Linked DNA regions of Homo sapiens: all the other regions are linked to region 3. Evidence: chromatin loops called from intact Hi-C (ENCODE). Cell type or tissue: dorsolateral prefrontal cortex. All regions are shown on one strand. Links, peaks and the distances in the headings refer to the core of each region. The heading gives the core; the rest is flanking DNA.

Region 1 (7,306 bases), core at 1,506-6,505, 280 kb after region 3:
AGAAGGCAACACACATGCTGATGCCATGAAGACCATGGGCTCTGCTGCCAGGCTGCAGGCCTCTGTTTCTTCCAAGATATGTAACCTTGAAAAACCATTTAGCTTGACAAAGCCTTAGTCTCCTCATCTGTAAAATGGGGGCAACAACAGTACCTACCTCAGACGATTGTTGAAAATGCACATAAAGCACTCAGCACATGGCCTTAATAAACACCCAATAAATGTCAGCTACTGGTCTCTCATCAGAGAGCCTCGTTCTCCAGAACTTGGTTTGTTGAGCCGTAAACTGTCAGGTCTGTCTTTCTGGAAGGAATGTGACATTCTGGCCATATCGTCTCCCAGAAGAGGCTGTTTGCAGGTAGCCTGAGCCATCCCTTCAGAATATGTTTAGATCGATACACATCACACGTGATGCCATGCAAAGGCACATGACCCACCCCTCGTTTTCTCTGCACCCTTGAAAACACTGCCTTGGAGCCCAGTGCTCCTGAGCTTTAGAAGCCACCTTCTCATGATTCTGTACACAGCAGCTGTAAGAGAAACTCTGAGGGCCCACTCTCAGGGAGACAGGAAGGCTGGGGAGCCAGAGGCCAGGTGAGCTGGGGCCAGGGCAAGAGGGTCAGTAAGAAACAGGGCCCCCTTCCCCCTGGGCTTCGGGGATCCAGCTAACTGGCTGGAAATGCACCTTTGCCTGTGGCTTCTTGCCCAAGACCTGGCTAGCTTGGCTTTCCTGTTTGCTGTACATGTTGGGATTGACTTCATATTCTGCCTAGAGACTAGGACCCATGAAGAAGGGGCCCAGGCCCTTTCTTTGTCACCTTTCAAGCCTATTAATGGTTGTTATGGAATGAATGCTAGTGAAATTCATATGTTGAAGCTCTAACCCCTTATAGGATGGTATTTGGAGAAGGGGATCTTTGGGAGGTAATTAGGTTTAGATGAGGTCATGAGGGTGGGGTCCTCACAATGACATTGGTGTCCTTATAAGAAAAGGGAGAGACCAGAGCATGATTTCTCTCTCTCTGTCTCTCTCGCTCTCTCTCTGTTATGTGAGGAAACAATAAGATGGTGGCCATCTGCAAGCTAGTAAAAGGGCCCTCTGGAGAGCCTGACCATCCTAGTCTGGGATTTCCAGCCTCCAGAACTGTAAGAGATAAATTTCTTTCTTTCTTTCTTTTTTTATGGAGTTTTGCTCTTGTTGCCCAGGCTGGAGTGCAATGGCTCAATCTTGGCTCACCACAACCTCCGCCTCCTGGGTTCAAGCAATTCTCCTGCCTCAGCCTCCCGAGTAGCTGGGATTACAGGCATGGGCCACCACACCCGGCTAATTTTGTATTTTTAATAGAGACAGCATTTCTCCATGTTGGTCAGGCTGGTCTTGAACTCCTGACCTCAGGTGATCTGCCTGCCTTGGCCTCCCAAAGTGCTGGGATTACAGGCGTGACCCACCATGCTCGGCTTAATTTCTGTTGTTTTTAACCACCTAGCCTGTGATATTTTTTATTGCTGCCTGAGCTGACTAAGACAATGATGCTGCAAGAAACCTTGCCACCAGAGCAGCTAAGATGAACCCCCATGGAGCCACTGCCATGCAGCATGGTAGTTCAAGCTGGGGCAGGCACCAGTGCCTCCCATCCATTCTTTCAGGTATTCATTCTTTTTTTTTTTTTCTCAGAGGCAGGGTCTCTCTTTGTTGCCCAGGCTGAAGTCATACTCCTGGGATCAAATGATCCTCCCACCTCGACCTCCAAAGTAGCTGGGACTGCAAGTATGTGCCACTGTACCTGGCTTAATTAAAAAATCTTTAGCTGGCACCTACCCTATGCCTGGCCCTGCACTAGGTGCTGTAGGGTGCACAGTAGGCCCAGGCCTCAACTTTGTGGCGCTTAGTGGCTAGTAGGAAGGAGCCTTGCTGAAGAATCATACACATGGAAAGTGAGACACAATAGAATTTTTTAAACCCCAGGATATTGTGAACACCTATAAGACTGAGTAAGGGGCCAGGAAAGAACTCCAAGGGGGTGATGTTTAAGTCTGGACACCAAGAAAAAGAAGGCACCAGCTAGGCAAATAGTGAAGGGGAGATTGGTGCAGGTGGAGGGATGAAGTGAATTCCTGCTTCCCAGGCAGGGCATTTCCAAACTCTTTTGTCTTAGCAGAGTGTGGCTTTTTGAGGTCTGGATGCCTGTTGGCTTCTACTGCCCTAACAAACTCTCTGACTACTGCCATCTGGGCTTTGCATCAGAGTCACCAGAAAAACTTGATAAGATGCAGATGCCTGGGCTGCACCACCCTTTGAGACTTTAAGCAGGTCATGGTGGGGTCCAGGAATCTGCATTTTAACAAAGCCCCCAGGTGGATCTGCTACAAGTAGTCTGCTGTTCTGTGAATGCTTCTTTGAAGGCACTGGCAGGATAAAGTCTAAATGCCATGGCATAACCTGCGTGACTCTTCAGCTTTTCCTGTCTATTGTTATAGCTGTCTCGCTAGTCACCTTCCTCTAGGCTTCTCATGCCCACTCCCACCACACCTATCCTCCACAACATGAGTAATCATTCTCTAACCCAAACCTAAGCTTCCTACCCCTTTGCTTAGAACACCTTCTTTTATTCCTTTTTCCTTTCACAATAGATCCCCATTTCTTAACATGGTATCAATCATGCTTCTGCCACTTCCCATTTACTCTCTTCACCTTCATACCTCAAACAGTACCTGACGCTGGGAAGACATTGAACAGATATTTATTTAATTGCTACAGTAATGGGACTTAAATATGTCATATTTCACTGAAAAACCTGGGGATATTTCAAGTTATAAAAATCATGTCCAGGAGGGAAAGAACTGTCTTTAGTTATCGGAAGTCCTGTGTCATGTGGAATCCTTGTTTTGAGTGGCCCTAGGACCAAGGAGTGGAAGTCATAAGAAGTCAGAATTTACTCAATATAAGGGATCATGTGCCATTTTTGCAAGATATAATGATCTGCTTCAAAAAATGGTAAGTTTTCTGTCTCCTGAGGTATTCTAGCATTGACTCTGTGGCAGGCATTTGGTGAAAATACTCAAGCATTGGGTGAAAATACTCAAGCATTGGGTGGAATTTGGACAAAACAACCTACTAGTGAAATCACAGGATTCTATGAGGAAGTAAAAGTGAAGAGGGGAAGAAAATAATCTCTCCATTCCAGGGAAATAGAATATTGTGGTTAATTATCATGTCACTATGCAACATGCATGAAATGCTTATTCTCCATACCATAAAATAGACCTAATAATAATAACCCTTAGTTTTTCTTTGATGATCCAGAAATTAATTTGGGCTCTTGCAATGTCTAGGGGTTCCCGTTATAAACATTAATTTTTATTATAATAGTGACATGTGGAAATGCCAGTTAAAATCTCTGCCAGAATGTCAAATAAACATGCTTTATTACTGTAACTAAAGAAATATTCTAGAAAAAAAATTTAAAAATGTATCATGCAGAGACACAATAGCTTTCCAACTCAATTTAGTATATACAAAAAAATTACCTTAGGACAAAGAGCCATGCCATCACAATCTAAAGAATAACACTACAGATTAGAAGACTCATTTGGCTGAAATACAGCTAATAACAAAAGCTAATGACTTAGTCTTCTTAGGTGGCTATAAAAATACCATAGACGGGATGGCTTAACAACAGAAATTTATTTCTCATAGTTCTGAAGGCTGGGAAAGAGCCTTCAAGATCAAGGTCTTGGCAGATTCAGTGTCTGGTGGGGCCCCCTTCCTGGTTTACAGATAGCTACCCTCTTCTTGTATCCTCAAAGCAGAAAAAGAGAGAGAAAGAGAGGTCTCCTCTCTTTCTCTCTCTCTCTCTTTTATGGAAAGCGGGGGCAAGGAGTTTCTCTCTGTCACCCAGGCTGGAGTGCAGTGGCATGAACATGACTCATTGCAGCCTGGACCTCCTAGGCTCAAGCAATCCTCCTGCTTCAGCCTTTGAAGTAGCTGGGAAAACAGGTATGTGCCACCATACCCTCTTTCTCTTCTTATAAGGGCACGAATCCCATTATGAAGGCTCCACTCTCACGAATTAATAGCTAACTGTAATTACCTCCTAAAGACTCCACCACCAAATACCATCACATGGAAGATTAAGTTTTTAACATATTAATTAGGGAGATATATTCAGCCAATAGCAACCAAAAACTGCTGCATAGTTGTCAATTAAACACCAATTTCCACAGTTCATTGCCAATAGCTATTTTTCTTATTTTATCTCTACATGAAAGAAACAAGGAGAGTGTGGGACTGAGTAGTAGGATCTTGGTGATCCTCCCTGTCAAGTACCTCTTTCTTTGTTCTATTTAGTATGGACACTTAGATTGTATCATTTAGGTAATTTTAAATCAGACTTTTAAAGACTTGGGTCACTAACGAAAACCAACAACTCTGATTTTAACAACAATTTTCTGTAGCTTTTGTTTATTCAGTAAGTCAGAGACTATTGTGGAGGCACAACTTCTCAGTAGTTCCTAGGGTTACTTCCTTTTGGGAGGAGCAACAAGGATATGACAGACTCTGGGAAAATTTCTTCCAGGCCAGAGCTGCTTGCTACTGTTTGCTTCTGCCCCTTCCACTGTCTGATGCCTAAACCCTGCTTTGCTTAAAACCAAACCTTTCCTTTTTTTGCATCTCAGGTTTCATTACTTCCCCATCCCTAACTCTCTGTGTCCTCCAAACTACAGTGTTAAAACCATAGCCCCAGATTGCCTTTAGCAATTTGCTTAACTTCTCGGTTCCTGAGTTTTTTTTTTTTTTAATTTTTAAATTTTTTTTTTTTGAGGCAGAATATTGCTCTGTCACCCAGGCTGGAGTGCAGTGGTGTGATACACCTCCTGGGTTCAAGTGTTTATTGTGCTTCAGCCTCCTGAGTAGCTGAGATTACAGGACATGCCACCACGCCTGGCTAATTTTTGTATTTTTAGTAGAGACGGGGTTTCACCGTGTTGGCCAGGATGGTCTCGATCTCCTCATCTTGTGATCTGCCTGCCTTGGCCTCCCAAAGTGCTGGGATTATAAGCTTGAGCCAGCACGTCCAGCATCAGTTTTATTGTCTATAAAAAGAAGGGATTGGATCTAAGCATCTTAGAGTCTGTTCCAACATTTGACCTAAAATGGCACACATATCACCATATTTTCTGCACCTCACCCCTAAACTGGACTCAACCTTCCTTTTTTAGAATTTTTCTAAAAAACCTGTTTGTTTTAAAGAGACCTTTTTGCATCTATTAAATACTGCAATCTGTCGCCAATGATATCACAAGAACTGTTTGTTTTTGTTTTTGTTTGTTCGTTTGTTTTTGAGACAGAGTCTTGCTCTGTCTCTAGGCTGGAGGGCAGTGGCGTGATCTTGGCTCACTGCAACCTCCGTCTTATTCACACATAACACTATTAACCTTAAATGTAAATGGGCTAAATGCCCCAATTAAAAGACGACGACTGGCAAATTGGATAAAGAGTCAAGATCCATCAGTGTGCTGTATTCAGGAGACCCATCTCATGTGCAAAGGCAAACGTAAGCTCAAAATAAAGGGATGGAGGAAGATCTACCATGCAAATGGAAAGCAAAAAAAAAAAAAAAAAAAAAAAAAAGCAGGAGTGGCAATCCTGGTCTCTGAGAAAACAGACTTTAAACCAACAAAGATCAAAAGAGACAAATAAGGCCATTACATAATGGTAAAGGGATCAATTCAACAAGAAGAGCTAACTATCCTAAATATATATGCACCCAATACAGGAGCACCCTGATTCATAAAGCAAGTTCTAAGTGACCTACAAAGATATTTAGACTCCCACACAATAATAATGGGAGACTTTAACACCTCATTGTCAATATTAGACAGATCAATGAGACAGAAAATTAACAAGGATATTCAGGACTTGAACTCAGCTCTGGACCAAGCAGACCTAATAGACATCTACAGAACTCTCCACCCCAAATCAACAGAATATACATTCTTCTCAGCACCACATCACACTTATTCTAAAATTGACCACATAATTGGAAGTAAAAGACTCCTTAGCAAATGTAAAAGAACAGAAATTACAACAAACTGTCTCTCAGACCACAGTGCAATCAAATTAGAACTCAGGATTAAGAATCTCACTCAAAACCGCACAACTACATGGAAACTGAACAACCTGCTCCTGAATGACTACTGGGTAAATAACGAAATGAAAGCAGAGATAAAGATGTTCTTTGAAACCAATGAGAACAAAGGCACAACATACCAGAATCTCCTGGACACATTTAAAGCAGGGTTTAGAGGGAAATTTATAGCACTAAATGTCCACAAGAGAAAGCAGGAGAGATCTAAAATCGACACCCTAACATCACAATTTAAAGAACTAGAAAAGGAAGAGCAAACAAATTCAAAAGCTAGCAGAAGACAAGAAGTAACTAAGATCAGATCAGAACTGAAGGAGATAGAGACACAAAAAACCCTTAAAAAAATCAATGAATCCAGGAGGTGTTTTTTTGAAAAGACCAACAAAATAGGTAGACTGCTAGCAAGATTAATAAAGAAGAAAAGAGAGAAGAATCAAATACACGCAATAAAAAATGATAAATGGGATATCACCCCTGATCCCACAGAAATACAAACTACCATCAGAGAATACTATAACACCTCTATGCAAATTAACTAGAAAATCTAGAAGAAATGGATAAATTCCTGGACACATACACCCTCCCAAGACAAACCACAAAGAAGTTGAATCTCTGAATAGACCAATAACAGGTTCTGAAATTGAGACAATAATTAATAGCCTACCAACCAAAAAAAAGTCCAGGACTAGATGGATTCACAGCCGAATTCTACCAGAGGTACAAAGGGGAGATGGCACCATTCCTTCTGAAACTATTACAAACAATAGAAAAAGAGGGAATCCTCCCTAACTCATTTTATGAGACCAGCATCATCCTGATACCAAAGCCTGGCAGAGACAGACACAACAAAAAAAGAGAATTTTAGGCCAGTATCCCTGATGAACATCGATGTGAAAATCCTCAACAAAATACTGGCAAACCGAGTCCAGCAGCACATCAAAAACCTTATCCTCTGCAATCAAGTTGGCTTCATCCCTGGGATGCAAGGCTGGTTCAACATACACATATCAATAAAGGTAATCCATCACATAAACAGAACCAATGATAAAAACCACATGATTATATCCATAGATGCAGAAAAGTCCTTTGACAAAATTCAACAGCATTTCATGCTAAAAACTCTCAATATCGATGGAACGTATCCCAAAATAATAAGA
Region 2 (7,306 bases), core at 1,506-6,505, 300 kb after region 3:
AAATTTGAGACAAGGTCTCATTCTGTCACCCAGGCTGGAGTGCAGTGGTGCAGTCATGGCTCACTGCAGCCTCGACCTCCTGGGCTCAAGTAATCTTCCCACCTCAGCCTTCTGAGTAGCTGGGACTACGGGCATGCACCACCATGCCCGGCTAAGTTTTGTAGTTTTTGTAGAGATGGGGTTTCACCATGTTGCCCAGGTTGGTTTCAAACTCCTGGGTTCAAACGATCTGCCCACCTCATGTTCCCAAAGTGCTGGGTTCACAGGCGTGAGCCGCTGTACCTGGCAGTTCATCTGTCTTAAACACCAGTTTTAATATTTAGCTGGTGTTATTAAATTTAAATATACATTCATCTAATATTATAATTAATTATGGCAAGAATCTTATTTAAGCAGCATCAAGAGTACTGGTTTAAGAAGAAAAACAGTGCCTAGATCTGTGTAGTGTTATTTCTTACTGAGGAAGAACGAAGCTTTAAAAAAAAATCTGCTGCTTAATAATCACATGTTATTTTCTAAATATAGATAAAACTTATAATAAGGATTCATTAGATATCTAAATCAGTAATTATGAATTTAAATAATATCTCCTAAATGGATAGGCTTTATCCTCCTTCTTGGTTTATATACACTCTACAGAATTCTCAAGTTTCCTACAATTCCTAATTTTTGTCCTCTTTTTCCTGCTCCCAAATTGCTGTCTTTGGAATTAGCTCAAGTAACAAACATTTCTTTAAATGGAGATGAAACAAGTGTTAGCACACTTTTTTATTTTTTTATACTGGTCTGTAGGATAATTTTACAGAGCAAAACTCTTGAACTCTCATTTTGAAAAGCAACAGAAGTACAAACTTGGGCATGATTCTGATGGCTAGTATTAAGCGTCCAGGCCACACAAGCTTCCTTGAGTTCCTAGCAAACAGGCGTTCACATCATTAAAAGACTCACTGACCCTATTCTCCCAGTTGCAGATAAACTCAATAGACAGGTCAAGGACTGAGTGAATATGGAAACCAAATGCTCAGCTCCAGGAATAATGATGATGTATTAATAACTGTCTGAGATAATGCTGCAGTTGCTTGTGCATTCCCTATTTGGTTATGTGCACACATAACTTCTGGGCCTATAGGCTCTATGCCAAGGGAAAAAGAGGAAAAGCAATGTGGTTCAGTGTCAAGAGCACTGAGCTAGCTGGCAGTAATCAGGACACCAGGGTCTTCATCACTGTTACACCATTCATTTATTTTATGAACTTGGGCAGGTCATTTAATCTTTCTGTTTCAGTATCTTCTTACATAAAAATAGAGCAGATAATACCTGCCCTACTTAACAGGATTTTGGGGGAGAATGAAAAGCTTATGAAGTTTGCAAAGATTTGTAAGCATTTTTTGAAAAATTTGGTTTGAGATTTTTATTCCTCTGGCTCCTCCACCTCCTTTCATGCACTGGTGGGGGCCTTGTGGCTCAGTATTAACCCTTCTCAGAAAGGGCCTGCTAGTGAAAGTATAAGAATTCTTCCTTTTCTCTTTCTTCCATATTTGAGAATGCCTTGTTCCTCAACAAGCTTGAACATCTGCATATGGCACAGAATCTCAGCATTGAAGGGACCTTCAGGGTCTTCTGGTCCAATCTTGCTACTGATATTTGAGAAAACACTACAGTGCCTATTGTGTGTTGTGTCCTTACTAAGGAAACCCTCCACTCTCCTCTGCTGTCTCCAACTCCCATTTATTTTCTAGAAGTAAAAATGAATACAGTTTAGATTTGTCTCCTTGCCTTCATTCAATCCTGCTGATTTTCCCTTGAAGTATCATTTTCTAGTCCTGTGCTACCATCCTCATTTTGGCCCACAATTTCTCACATCTAATCTATTGTGAAAGTTCTTCTCTCCCTGCTTCTGGTGTCTCCCCACTCAATCTACTTTGCAAAGCTTCATCACTCAAACATCCATTGGATGTAGATACTGTTGGGAATTAATAAATGTTTAAGGCAAGGTCTTGCCCTCAGGGAGTTTACAAATTAACATGCAAGCTCAGGATCTCATTGTTTACAGTTGAAATAATGTCATTATACTGACTTATTTTGTTAACAAACTTTTCCTGTCTTTCTTACATGATCAATTTTAAATTCCTAGATAGTAAGCTCACTGTATACATCTTTGAAGCCCCTTCAGTGTGCAGCACCAGGATCCTCCATGGAGATAATAAATATTTGTTTACCAATTAAATGATTAGGTAGGTGCCCAGAATTAATGCCTCTGAATTGATGCCAAGGTACAATAGATCCATAGTTCTGTAAGATGCCAAAATACTATTATTTATAAGGTAACTAAAGAGCAGAAGTTATGAACTTGACTCGATCATTTTCTGGATGGGGAGTAATGGGAATTCCACCTGTTGAAAGTCAAGGGAAATGCTCCAGTTTTCCTCCCCCTACTCTCACATTTTAAAAATAAGTATATACATTTCCCCATTCCTACCCAAAACAAGAGCAGAATAATGATATCCAGTTGATGTTGTCGGTGGGTGCTGGCCTCTCCACAATCATTTATCATTGTTTGAAAATGAATGTCATGTCCTTTAGTACATACTTAAATTAAAAAGAACTAGCACAGTGTAAAAGCAAATGAAATCATTTTTTCCTCCCCCAGAATATGCCGGATTTAATCCAAACCTTTAAACAAGGTAACATTAAGCAGGCAAATGAATTCTTTGATAACACTAAATACGTAAATAGGAAAGTCAAATGACGTATGCATCCCTTATGGGTCCTCTGTCGGGCGAGCATTTGGACCAAAACGCTTATTCTGATTTTGATCCCATTCAGAGAAAGATCTGACTCTAACTGAGTAAAATATTCGAGAGACGCAATTCCCCTTTCCTACCCCCACAAACTCATTAATGAGCATGCTCTAAGGATAGTTTACTAACTTTTTTTTTTCCCATCAGGGTCTCAGTCTTGGAGAGTAAGGTGAATTAGGAATTTCCATAACCAATACTCCCCAGCTCTTTGTTCTTTAACACACTTGAAACCTTCTGAATCTGCAGTACCCACAAAGCCTTATTCAAATTATTGTATTTAGTTGGGAATGCTTAGAGGTGGGAGTGGAGGTGGGGGAGGAGGCAGTACAATGAAGAAAAAGAAGTTGAACCTTTGAAAATAGTACATTTTAGTATGATGATGGAGAGAAGAGAGGCAGAAAAGCAAATTCGCATCAGTTCAGTTGCCATGGAGTGGAATGATGCTCAAAATCAGTAGTGCAGATTGCTCGGAGGCAAGTCTTGAAAGGGATGTGTACTGCAGGGATCGATAGGGGAAGAGCAACTGGGGAGGGCTAGGCACTGGATGAGAGTGGCACTGTTGGAAGTCTGTACAGGGGAGGAGCCATGGTTGGACCTGTGGGGAAAGCCCATCTTGTGGCGACACACTGGTAAGGGCTACTCAACTCACTGTTGAATGCTGGCACAATAATTGGAAATATTGCACTGAAGAATTGGGCGCGGCTATATTTATGTAAAATTCAACACGGATGAGAAATGATTGAATGTTTGAGTGTGTTTCCAATACAACCCAATACTTGGCGTTGGTGCTGGTGGTGGGTGCTTCGTAGCGCGGAAACCCTCTGACGCACTGGATTCATTTTGCAGAGCTAACAAGTTATCAGCTACATCCATGCCGACTCCAAATGCCACAGCTGTCATGCCACTGAAACGCTATTCCTACATTCATGCCCACATTTATATCCTATATGCAACTCAAAGGGTCCAATGTGGAGTCCCACATCTAACCTTTCACTGCTCACAACGACAGCTCTAGGGCTATAAGCCCAAAGGCACACTAGATAGCAATCTGGCATCGTCCCCAGGACACTTCTTCCTCAGTAGACTGCCCAGGGACAGATAGGTAGATAAGGTTTGGATGACATCAAGCGAGCTGAACACAAGGAAAAAAAGCTTCCTTGGGAGACAAGAATGCTGGCATCTCTACGACAGGGGCACTGTTAGCATTACGGACCTAGAAAGTGAGATGTCACACATAGTCCCAACTACCTCCGACCCAGGTCCTCTCACCTCACCCCCAGCTCTTAGAGCTAGTCGGCTGTGGCGCATGCGCACTGAGCCACACCCGCTCCCCACGGAGCCCTGCGCCTCTCTGCTCGGCTCTGGCAGCAGCTCGGGATTACTCAGCAACGCCCCCCTGCACTGTCACCTGCCCCCGACTCCGACCTCGGGAGCGGCTCAGTCCCTTTTCTCAAGCTACGAGTGGTCCTGGGGATCAACTAGACTTTCCTTTCTCCCTCTTCTCACAGGCCCCCCACCTCCCGGCCTTCCGGGTCCTCCAGCCCCTAGCCCCTGTTCCTGCCCACGCACAGGCACCTTACCCAACACAATGGGAAGGAAACAGGAGAGGGCCGCGGGTGCCAGGCAGGTCAGCTCTGCGTGCCGGGAATCCGGCTCCTTAGAGTCACCGTCACTGCTCCTGCTGCCTCCTCGTCCTCAATGGGGCAGCAAGTGCGGCTTGGACCTCGGTGGCCTGACAGCTGCCGCTCGCGCCCGCCGCTGCCGCCGCGCAGCGTCTCGAGCCCGCGCCCGCGCCCGCCAGGGGAGGGGGCGGGGCCCGCGCCGCCTCCTCGTGCCCCTTTCTCGGCGGTGGGGACCCGGTGTAGCCGCCTCCCGCCCTCCATGTGGCAAGCGCTCCCTGGCTCGCCCACTCTTCTTTCATGCTCATCGTCCAACCCTGGTCTCCCTTGTCCTCCTTCTCCTCCCCTAGCCGATTAGTAGGCACAGCGGCAATAGACCGTCAAATATTGCTCTTCCACTTAGCTCCTCTGCAGCCTGGGCCTAAGCCCTCAAGCAGGGCTAGCCACTGCCCCACTTCCTGCAATTATCCTCTGATCTACCTCATTTATCCTAGCTCAAAATCCTTTAATTTTGCCAAGAGGGTAGTACATACACCCTCTTGTTTCAAATAACTCAGGAAAACACATGATCACAACACATTGCTAGGCCCTCTAACTGGCTACAGCTTATGAAATTTTCAGGCAATTAAAAAAAATGTCCACATCTGTAGCGCAGGCATAGAGGACACACTGCCCTTTACTCTTACCAGATACAGTTCTAGAGGGCCACACAGGGGGCATTACTTGAATTTCCCGGAATTGCTGCTGGGGCAGAATTTGATGTTTTAATTGTGCCTAGCCGACCAGCTAGTCTCTTTTTGTTGTTTTCTGTAGCCCTCTGGTACTTCCAACTAGTTTGTGATTTTCCCCCTGGAATTGAAGAAGGACAAAGCTCCTGAGGTCATTTAGCCTGCACTCCACCTCTCTGTCAGGCAGCTCCATCTCTGAAGCTTCCCCATTGCCCGAAACCCTGTGACCTTGTGGCACAGGCCCTCACTCATCTCATGACCCCGTCCAGGCCCTCACACATACCCGCTACTTCCATCTAGGCCACTCTTCCTCTGTCTCTTGACAAGGCAATCGTGCAATCAATCTCCGCAGGCCCCAGCTTAAATGTCACTTCTCAGGATAACCTTTCTCGATAATCTCAGAATAGAGATGGTGCCCCAGTTTATACTCTTGTAGCCTCCTGTAACTTGCTGTATTTTTCCTTCATAACACTTACCCATTTTTGGTGGTACATTTAAGTGTATGATTATTTGGTTGACAGCTGTCTTCCCTACTAAACTATAGTGGGGAAGGACTATGAGGTCAAGGACAACGTTTGTGTTCACCACCGTATGCACAGAGCCTAGGGCAATGCTTGCTGCATAGGACATGCTCAGAAAATATTTGCTGAATATGAATGAATGCTGTATCACTAATAGTTGTTATATTTAAATAAAATAAATTGATGTAACTGAATCTCATGTGCTCCTATTTAAACCAACCCCGTTCCCCACACATACACTCTAAAACACTCTTCTGATGAAGACGAGATTCACACAATCCTCTAAATCAAATTTTCCGCATACATTTTAGTCTATTAAAAAACTATTGAGCATGGGCCCCAACATATGTATAAGGATTTATAGATTATATACATGTACTACTGTACATGTATACATTACACATTACTTTAAACATACATTTTAATGAGTAAACATTAAAATACTCCACAGAAATTTTAAAAGAATGAGAAAAATAAATATATTGATGTTCCAATGTTTTCTTTTTGCACCTCAATAAATAGTTTTGTGAAATGCTTTAAATAACAGTCCTTCATATTAGAGTAACTCGTCTTTAGGTGTAACAATCTAGACTACTTTTTCATTTTCTCATAGATGCCATTTTCCAACAGTTTAAAAATCTCTGAGAAACCCCCAAACCAACTGGCAAGTTTTAAGGATCTTTTAGTTTCTAAGCTACCTCGTTCTGTAGTCAGGATCTCACAACTGCTGAAAGCACCACACGTTTAGTGAATGTTGGAACACCTAAAGGTAAGAAAAATCCTTTGTTAGACCAAAGATTCCTACATGTAAATCCTATATTAAAAGAGTCTCTAGAGGCCACTTAAAAAGCAGCTACTATTATCTTTCTAGAATGGAAGCAACATGACTAACACTAGTTGTGAGGGATCAGCAAAAATGGACAGCACGAAGATTCAAAGTAACAGCTGTGGATGGTTTTGTGGCTCTCAGATGGGACTATTCCCAATGGTCAATCATTGAGATCTGTCAAATAGTGTCCTTCACACACAATAAAAATTCTATTTTTATAACACAGTTACACACACACACACACACACACAATAGAATCATAGTGTAGTCGGTAGATAGAAGGCCAAACCAAGATTGCGTTTGGATACCAGAGATAGGGTTACCTTCAGAGTCACACACACACACACACACACACACACACATACGCTCTTCAACATTCAATGAACAAGATCTCCCAAAGTCTCATCCTGATCAGTTTGAAATACATTGACCTGAGCTTCAGGAAGACATAATTGTAATGTGATTAATTTAAAAGAACAGCCTGGTCCAGCAGTCACAAGTTGTTATGTACAAGAGGGTTCCGTGAAGCATTCAAATAAGTGTATAAACACTGCATACTATTTCCCTTCCAGAAGAGTCACGTTGCATATTAAAACATTAACGTCTCTTGGAGTCCTGAAGTAAAGAAATCTGTTGTGTTGTTTTTCAATCTTACATTTCCAAAACTTTTGTGAACATGAATTTCTTTTGTTTATGGAACATCTATTAGCAGGACTAGAACAGCTCAGGACCCAATTTAGCAACTACTGTCCTAATCATTAATATTGAACATATTCATAGGCCAACGTATTTGTCATCTTTGTCCTAG
Region 3 (8,270 bases), core at 1,890-6,889:
GTTGAAAAGAGCCCAGCACCTCCCATCTCTTTCCCCTCTCCTGCCATATGATCTCTGCACAAGCCAGCTCCCCTTGGCCTTCCGTCGTGAGTGGTAGCTTCCTGAGAACCTCATCAGAAGCAGATGCCTAATCTTGAACTTTCCAACCATCAAAATTGTTAGCCACATAACAATTTTATTATGTTTTGTTTTGTTTTTTTTCTTTATAAGTTATGCAGCCTCAGATATTCCTTTTTAACAATACTAAACGGACTAAGATAGTAGTATAAAAATATATAGTTTATTCCATTTACCCATCAGGAGAGCAGTGTGAAGAAAATATGGTGAGTCCCATCTCACAGATTATCAAGCTCTGGCTCACAGAGACTAAGATCCTCTACAGATAAGTGGCAGAATGGCAATGAGGTTCCATCTCTTGCCCCCCACCCCCAGCAGCTTCCCATTTGGAAGATGATAATTTTACACTTCCCCAGTATTGTGCCCTAAGGGTACTCACTCAACAGCCCTTCACGTTGAAGAAAAGGACGGTGGAGATGAAATCCTGCCCTTTGGGCCATGAGGCATAGCTGTGGGATCATATGGATTACCAGGTTTCTGAGGTTAACTGTGGGGTGAAATAAAGAAACATGTGGAACAAGAAAGAACAGCGAAGAGAACAGAAAACAGCAGGCCCTCCAGGGATCACCTCTACCTCTCTCTGTCTTTGCTCCTTTCCCCACCCCATTTGTCCCCTGCTCTTTGTGACAGTATGGGATGTAACAGGAATCCAAGGTACTCTGAGAGACGACCGAAAGATGGGAAGACCCAGACCATGAGAAGGGTGAATCAGGCAGCACAAGTCTTGGAGCCTGTGCCCTGGGTGTTGGCTCACCCACCAGGCACTCCATCTCTACCTGCTTCTGTGTGCCTCACCATTACTCTACCACACAGCAATGAAGCTCCCACATAACAGAAATATGCACTTTCTAAGGGAGGCTAGCAGGAGAAGTGACTTACCCCTCAGTCAAGAATGTCCCAGAGTTACTGGTTTGGGTTTGGTGCCAGGATGCAGAGAGATCTCCAGTATCTCTTGCTCCAGTGTCCTGTCCAGCAGACATAGTATAAGGTTTTCATCAAGCCCCTCAGGAGCGCAAAGGAAACATATTTCTGTCATATACAACAGGGTGGGGGGAAAATAGGAGGTAGGAAAAACTATGAAACAGTAAGAAATGGGGTGAGTGATGACTTCATCCCTGTACCCCAAACTCCACTCATGGGGTCCATGACTCAGTTGGATGGAGATGGTAGAACCGCTTTCTTCCCTTCCCCCAGGCCCAGCAGGGTGCTCATTCCACCACATAGAAATGACAGTGACTCACAGTGAAATTAGAAACATGTGTTTTCCTTCTTCTCTCCATATGCTCTCTCGATACAGGAAAAATAGTTACTGTACACTGGAGAAACATGACAAACACCATCCTTAACCAAATGATGAAGGTTAACATCACCAGTGACATCATGCAGGCATCGTATACTCCCAGATATGATGCGACAAGAAGGGCACCGGAACTAGTGGTATTCCTTCTCAAAATCTGTAACCACAGTCAAATCACAAGAGAAGCAACAGACTGAGCCTGTACTCCTCAAGACTGTCAGGGTTATGAAAGTCGTCTGGCAGTTCCTCAGATGAATAAACAGAGATTTACCATATGACCCAGAAATCCCAATCCTAGGTACATAGCCAAGAAAAATGAAAACCTATGTCTACATAAAAACTCGTACATAAACGTATATAACATCATCACTCATAACAGGCAAAAAGCAGAAATCATCTAAATGACCATCAATAGACAGATGGATAAACAAAATGTGGTATATCCTTAGAATAGAATATTATTCAGCCTTTAAAAAATGAATGAATTCTGCTACATGCTACAATACACATGAACCCTAAAAACATCATGCTAAGTGAAAGATGCAAAAGACCAAATACGGCATGATTCCATTTATATGAATGTCCAGGATGAACAAATCCACAGACACACAAAGCATAACTGTGGTTCCAAGAGCTGAGGATAGGTGCAGGTTTAACTGCATTGAAGCACAATGGGAGTTTTGGGGACAATTGAAATTTCTGAAACTCAATTATGGTGATGGTTGTACAACTCTATACATTTAATAAAAATCACCAACCTTAAAATGAATGGGTTCCATTGTCTATAAATAATATTGCAAGAAATTTGTTTAAAAAATATTGGCCAAGGCTTCTATTGTACCACAGGAATGACCAAAATTTTTCATAAAAAGGCCTTGATGCACATGTCTTATATAAACACGAATGTACATAAAGCTGTAGCTGTATCCCAGCCCTGACTCTACGTCCTGTGTTCCTCCAATGACCTTTCCCCCACCCCACATGCTACCTGAAGTCTAATTCAGGTCTGATCATTTTCATGTCTTCCAAATGTTGGGATGGCTTGAGAGTGGGACCACAACAGGGTCCCGGGCCTTCCCTCTGTGACAGGATGCCAGCATTATTACTTTCCTCACCCCTCTCCAAACTTTTTCACATTGTTCCACTTTGGGGAGCCTAAATGGCACAACATTCTGGGTGTCAGCATGACAATACTTATCAAAAGGTTACATAGGTGCATACACTAAGCACCAACAATTTCCTTTTTAAAAGTTTAACTTCAGGATGTAGTGAAGGATGTTGATAAGGGTCTGGTTATAAGGACTGCCATCCTAACAATACCCTCTCTTCACTGCTAGACCTGAATTTAGAAAGGGAGACCAAACAGGATGCAAAACCATGAAGAGGCAGAAGGAAGCAGAGGCAAGTGTGGTTGTCAGCACACACACACTTGCACACATTCACACACACTCCCCCACATTCATGCGCTAATTGGGTTCTATTATCACAATACTAGAATTTTTCTAAGACAGTTTGCTGTGTTCCAAGAGGACACATTCAGCTCAGTGCAAACAGCCACAGGAACTGTGCCCTTCAGCAGAGCACAGACCTTGAAAAGATGCCAGTGTAGATTAAAGGAAATATCAGGACACTCTGAATAACATAGGGTTGTGAAAATTGATTATGTCACATCCATAGGATGGAATTCTAGGAGGCAGTAAAAATAAGTTATAATGAAAACAATGATGAGAGATGATTTCTTGCCTAACCAGTTATCAATAATCAACATTATTTCCAGTGTGTGAGCAGACACTTTCATACCATATTAGTAGGAATATATATGAGTAATAATGTTATCATGTATTGTGTTAATATAAAACTTTATAGATTTCATAATAAAAGAGCATTTTGACAATCTCATAAAGAAATTCTTACAAATACATTTGCATATATGTGAGCAAGGATGTTATGTTTGCTACTGTTTATAATAAAACATGGTAAAGGAACTACATTTTTATCTCAAAGTGAAATAAATGTGGTACCATCCATAAGATGAAACATCCAGTTGATGGCAAAAATAAAAACTAAAATTATGTTGTAAAGTAATTTAAAATGTTATGGTAGACATGTATTTTCATGGAAAAATTGTCATAATAAAGTCAAAGGCAGGTTACAAAGATCATAAGTAGCCAGGATCCATTTTTGCTCATATCCATCTACAGCTATTTTTGCAGAGGACTCAAAGCATACAAATAAAAATAATATTTTTCTTGCTCCCACATAAAGCCTTCTCCTCAGCATAGTGAGAGGCTGCACTTTGTTTGGAGGCCATAAATATTCTTTTAGCCTGGAATTGCTCCATTTTCCATCCAGACTTCCAGAAAACTCCATAGAGTGGGCTTGGGCCAAACTGCTCCTTCCCACCTTCCTGCTCAGACGTAAAAGCTGCAGTTCAGGCTTCTGTCACGAGGGGGCACCAACGTACCTTCATAATCAAACCTCTACAAAGACGTTTACGCAATGAGCGAAAAAATAAAATACCCTCCACTAAAACCCAGTCTATGAACCTATGGACAGAATGATTCTAATTCTTCCAGAAAAAAATTGATAGGTGTAAAAGAACACTGCAAAAACATGTACTCCATGGCGTCTATACAATGAAACACCACGTACGAGGAGCGAGCCTTGGCAGTCCTTAGCAGGCTGGTGTAGCGCAAACCAGGGCAGCGGGAGGTGAGTGGAAGAGAATGGGGGCACTGGAATGGGGTCTGGACGGCTGTGTCCATAGCGTCCCGGAGAGGGCATGCCTGAGAGGAGGTCTGGGAAGCCTGTTCAGGTGTGGGGTAATGGAGAGTGAACAACCTACACCCTGGGAGGGACCACTCTACAGTATGGACACCTCAAACTGCACTAACAAAGGAAGAAATAAATCAATGAATGAGATGTGGATTTAGGGTCAACAGCAAATGGACCTGCTTTAATATACATGTGAATTTTCCAAAGAAAACTTACAGTAAACAAACAATTCCAAGACATTTGCCACTCTTTGAAAAATGTACTCTTTTTCATTAGAAAAAGGAAAATAATAATGGAGTTAGATATCACGTCGGGCCAGAGTCAGGATTGCAGCTCTGAGAGTTTCAGACTAGGGGGTTCATCAACTGGGAGGGACAGATGGAGGTTAGGAGCTTGGCTGAAAACTTCAGTATCAGCCAAAGTTTTCTGGAATTATTCACCTAATGGTAGCAATCTCCCTGTATCTTTCATTTTCCTGTATATCTAAAAGCAAGATTAGTTCTAGACCACCAACCTCTAAATTGAAGGTAAAACTGTACCTGTCAGTGTGTATTTGGAGTAATTTAGCTGGAGGAGACACAGATACAAACACACACACATGTAGAAACACAGTCAATTCGATTTTTATCTATTTTGTTTCACTATAAAATCGAATACATTGAATGTTTTCACAAATTAGTGAATACATGTATACAATTCTTTTGTCAGTCTCTTCATAAGGATTTTTTGTGTTCAAGTTTTTATCAAAATACTCTTCTCCTTAATATAAAGTTTCAAAAAATATGCAAAATTATACTCAAAAATAGGAATTTTATCCTGCATCTCTCACAGACCTGACTCCTGCCCCCTGACCCCAAAAGGTCTGCTGTCCCTAGGATGGCACATACTCTCCAGACGTGTCCCTGTGAGATGCACATAAACGCGTTCACCACCCCCCCCCACACACACACATTGTCTTCTCCAAAAGTGCAATCACAGTTCTCATCTTGTCATTTCCACTTATTATAATTTATCAGGATTTTAAAATATTTGCATCTTATTAGTTCTTGTGGTTTTTGCATATTTAATATGTTTATTGTCCATGTATATACTTATTTGAATTTTCTGTTGAAATCATTGCCAATTGTTTTGTTAATGAGTATGTTTCACAAATCACAGACACCAACCCAACATCTGAGACGTAGTTTGAAAATGTTTTCTCCCCTGTTTTAATACAATGGTTACTGGGTTTTTATCTTTCACTTGGAAAATGTTTTAAATTTCCATAATGGGACTTAATAATTATACATGTCATAATTGAAAAACAAAAAACATTCCAAAACACCTGGGGAGCACGTACTGTCAGCCTGGAGGGAGATTAGAGCATTCAGAAACCTGGAGGCATCAAGAGAAAATGATAAATCTTTAGAGTATTCCAGAGTTAGCTGCTGGTCAGGAGATAACAAAGTTTCTCCTGGATTGCAAAAACTCCCCTAAAGGCAGCACCCTGATCTGAATAATGGTCATAATAATGGGTACCTTGGATAGCAGTTAAGATTAAAGGAGGCTAGTTAAGGTGGTTCATGCCTGTAATCCCAGTGCTTTGGGATACCATGGAGGGAGGATCTCTTGAGGCCAGGAATTCAAGACAAGCCTGGGCAACATAGCAAGACCTTGTCTCTACCAAAAAAAGAAAAAAAAAAAGATTAAAGCAGATAAAATATAAAGTGCATTGGCTTACAGTAGTTCAGTGCATGTTACTTTCCTTCCCTCCAGCTCTCCTCTCCCAAGGCCAACACCTGAGCTTCTGCCTGAGCCCACTCGCCACCTCAGGGATCAGCCAACTCATGTGGCCCTACACCCAGGTCTCTTGGTACAAAGGACAAGATTTCATCTCCTCTGTCATCTTCATCACCCAGAGGGGTTGTGGAGTGGAGGACCCGTGGGGCCACAATAGCAGGGGAGTGGAATTTGGCCATTTTTCAAGCCCTGGAAGCCCATCTTCTAGAAGGGAAGCTGCCCAGGGTCCTCTAGGGAGGGCGAAGGATGGAACCTCATTCCAATCCTGCCACTTACCTGGGGAGATGACTTAGACTCTGTGAGCCTGAGTTAGTCATCTGTGAAATGGGACTGACCATACCATCCTTACAGAGCTGTCCTGAGGGGTTAATGAGAAAACCTGTGGAGAATATATAGCATGGAGTGGGACTTCAATGGCCCTTTAAATGCTGAGACACAGAAGTGGGGGCTGGCTGAGCCTCAGGGCTAAGGCAGGCATTGTAAAAAGTTATTTTTCATTGTTTCTCTCCTAATGAGAACACAGACATCCATATAAGGAAAGCAAATCTCTCTCTGATATGCCTTGAGTTCAAAGTTTTAGAGACAGAATGTTCTCTACATTCTTGGGTGTTTTCTAATCTCATAAAAGCTGTTCAGCATCATGCCTCTGAGCAGACCCAAATCCACTTCCCCATACTCAGAAGGAAAAAAAAATGATAGGGGTAAAAAACAAGACTGTAAAAACATATGCTCCAGGAAATCCATGCCATGAAACACCAGGTAGCTCTAGTGCATCTTGGCAGTCACCAGTCGTCATTGGTCAGTGCAGGGCAGGCAGGAGGTGGCTGAGAGTGGATGGGTCACTGATATAGGACCTGGGCAGCTTGTTCATAGTGTCCAGGAGAGAAGATGACTGAGAGGGGTTGGGAGAAGGCCTGGGAAGCCTGTACAGGGGTGCAGTAATGAAGAATGCAACACCCTGCTCTCTGGGAGGAACCTATCCACTTTATGGACACCTCAACCTACACCGTGGAGGGAAGAGATAAATTAATGAATATGATGTAGATTTGGGGTCAACAGCAAATGGACCTGCTTTAATATGTGAATTTTCCAAATAGAACTGGTGTCAGAGTAAACAAATCACTTCATAACATTTGTTACTCTTAGCAAAATGTACTCCCTTTTCATTAATAAAAGAACAAAAGACATGGAGATAGCTGTGATGCCTCCTGGTAGCCAAAGACAGGATTGCAGCATTGAGAGTCAGACCAGAGGCTCAGCAGGGAAGGGAGAGGGATTGAGGTTGGAAGTTAGCTTCACTATATCAGCCAGAGGTTTTTTTGAATTATTGATCTAATGATAGCAGTCTCCTTGTATTCATCATGTTCTAGGATATATAAAACTCAGATTGGTTGCAGCTCCCATCTGAATTAAAGATAATGCTACATCTGTGAGTGTGTATATGGGGTGACAGAGCTAGAGGACACACACACACACACAGATTCAATTAAATTTTTTATTTCTTTCATAATATAACACAATGAATTCTTTTTCAAATTAATGAAAATATGTGCATATTATCTTTGACAATCAGTTCAAAACTATCTTGTGTTCAAATTTTTATCAAAATATTTGTATTCCCAAATACTGAATTTTAAACAATATATGAGTACATTCATAAATTGAAATTAATCTGCACTCTCACTGGTCCAACTCCCACCCTTTGATTCCAAGGGGTCTACTGTCCCTAGGATGGTGCATACTCTCCAGATGTGCTCCTGTGAGGTGCACATGAACACATTCACACACACACGCGCACACACAAACACACACATATTGTCTGTTCCAAATGTGCAATCACGTCCTCATCTTTTGTATCTTGTTGTTTCCAATTATTATAAATTCTCAGGATTTTAAAATATTTGCATCTCATTAGTTCTTGTGGTTTCTGTGTTTTCTAATATTTATTGTTCACATATATACTTATTTGAATTATCTGTTGAAATTGTTGCCAATCATTTTGTTACTATGTTTCACAAATCACAGACACCAACCCAATATCTGAGATGTAGTTTGAAAATGTTTTCTCCCTTAATACAATTGTTACTGGTTTTTTATTTTTCATTTGGAAAGCATTTTAAATTTCCATAATGAGACTTAAAAAATTATACATGTCATAATTTAAAAAGAAAAAACTTTGGAAAATACCTGGGGAGCCCGTACTGTCAGCCAGGAGGGAGATTAGAGCATTCAGAGACCTGGAGGCATCAAGAGAAAATGATAAAACTTTAGAGTATTCCAGAGTTAGCAGCTGGTCAGGAGA

What was found. A loop is a pair of places that touch in the nucleus more often than their neighbours do. Peaks named below come from ENCODE experiments on the same cell type or tissue, not always from the same donor. Only the 100,000 strongest peaks of a DNase experiment are listed, where the experiment ranks them.
Region 1: it touches region 3 in a loop (6-fold over the local background); 80 of 110 quality-filtered maps call a loop at or near these places.
Region 2: it touches region 3 in a loop (5-fold over the local background); 11 of 110 quality-filtered maps call a loop at or near these places.

Annotation. Positions count from the first base shown.
Region 1 is chrX:103,808,140-103,815,445 of GRCh38, forward strand. It overlaps a transcript of RAB9B not described here. Among named protein-coding and RNA genes, the nearest start is that of RAB9B, 20 kb to the right of the region's middle. In dorsolateral prefrontal cortex, for the core only: no CTCF peak of the experiment used is centred there; no DNase peak of the experiment used is centred there; H3K27me3 peaks cover 3,981 bases.
Region 2 is chrX:103,827,679-103,834,984 of GRCh38, forward strand. It overlaps RAB9B (RAB9B, member RAS oncogene family), which reads right to left and starts at 4,579. Exons shown (of 3, transcript NM_016370.4): 1 at 4,382-4,579. In dorsolateral prefrontal cortex, for the core only: no CTCF peak of the experiment used is centred there; DNase peaks (open chromatin) are centred at 4,153 and 4,563; H3K4me3 peaks cover 2,721 bases; H3K27ac peaks cover 2,125 bases; H3K27me3 peaks cover 4,797 bases.
Region 3 is chrX:103,529,752-103,538,021 of GRCh38, forward strand. LINC02589 (long intergenic non-protein coding RNA 2589) reads right to left here. Exons shown (of 6, transcript NR_131237.1): 4 at 8,156-8,205; 5 at 1,359-1,433; 6 at 1,016-1,146. Among named protein-coding and RNA genes, the nearest start is that of RAB40A, 14 kb to the left of the region's middle. RefSeq lists an enhancer at 3,916-3,985. In dorsolateral prefrontal cortex, for the core only: CTCF peaks have their summits at 3,870 (motif pointing right) and 4,069; DNase peaks (open chromatin) are centred at 3,860 and 4,120; H3K4me3 peaks cover 722 bases; H3K27ac peaks cover 420 bases; H3K27me3 peaks cover 3,552 bases.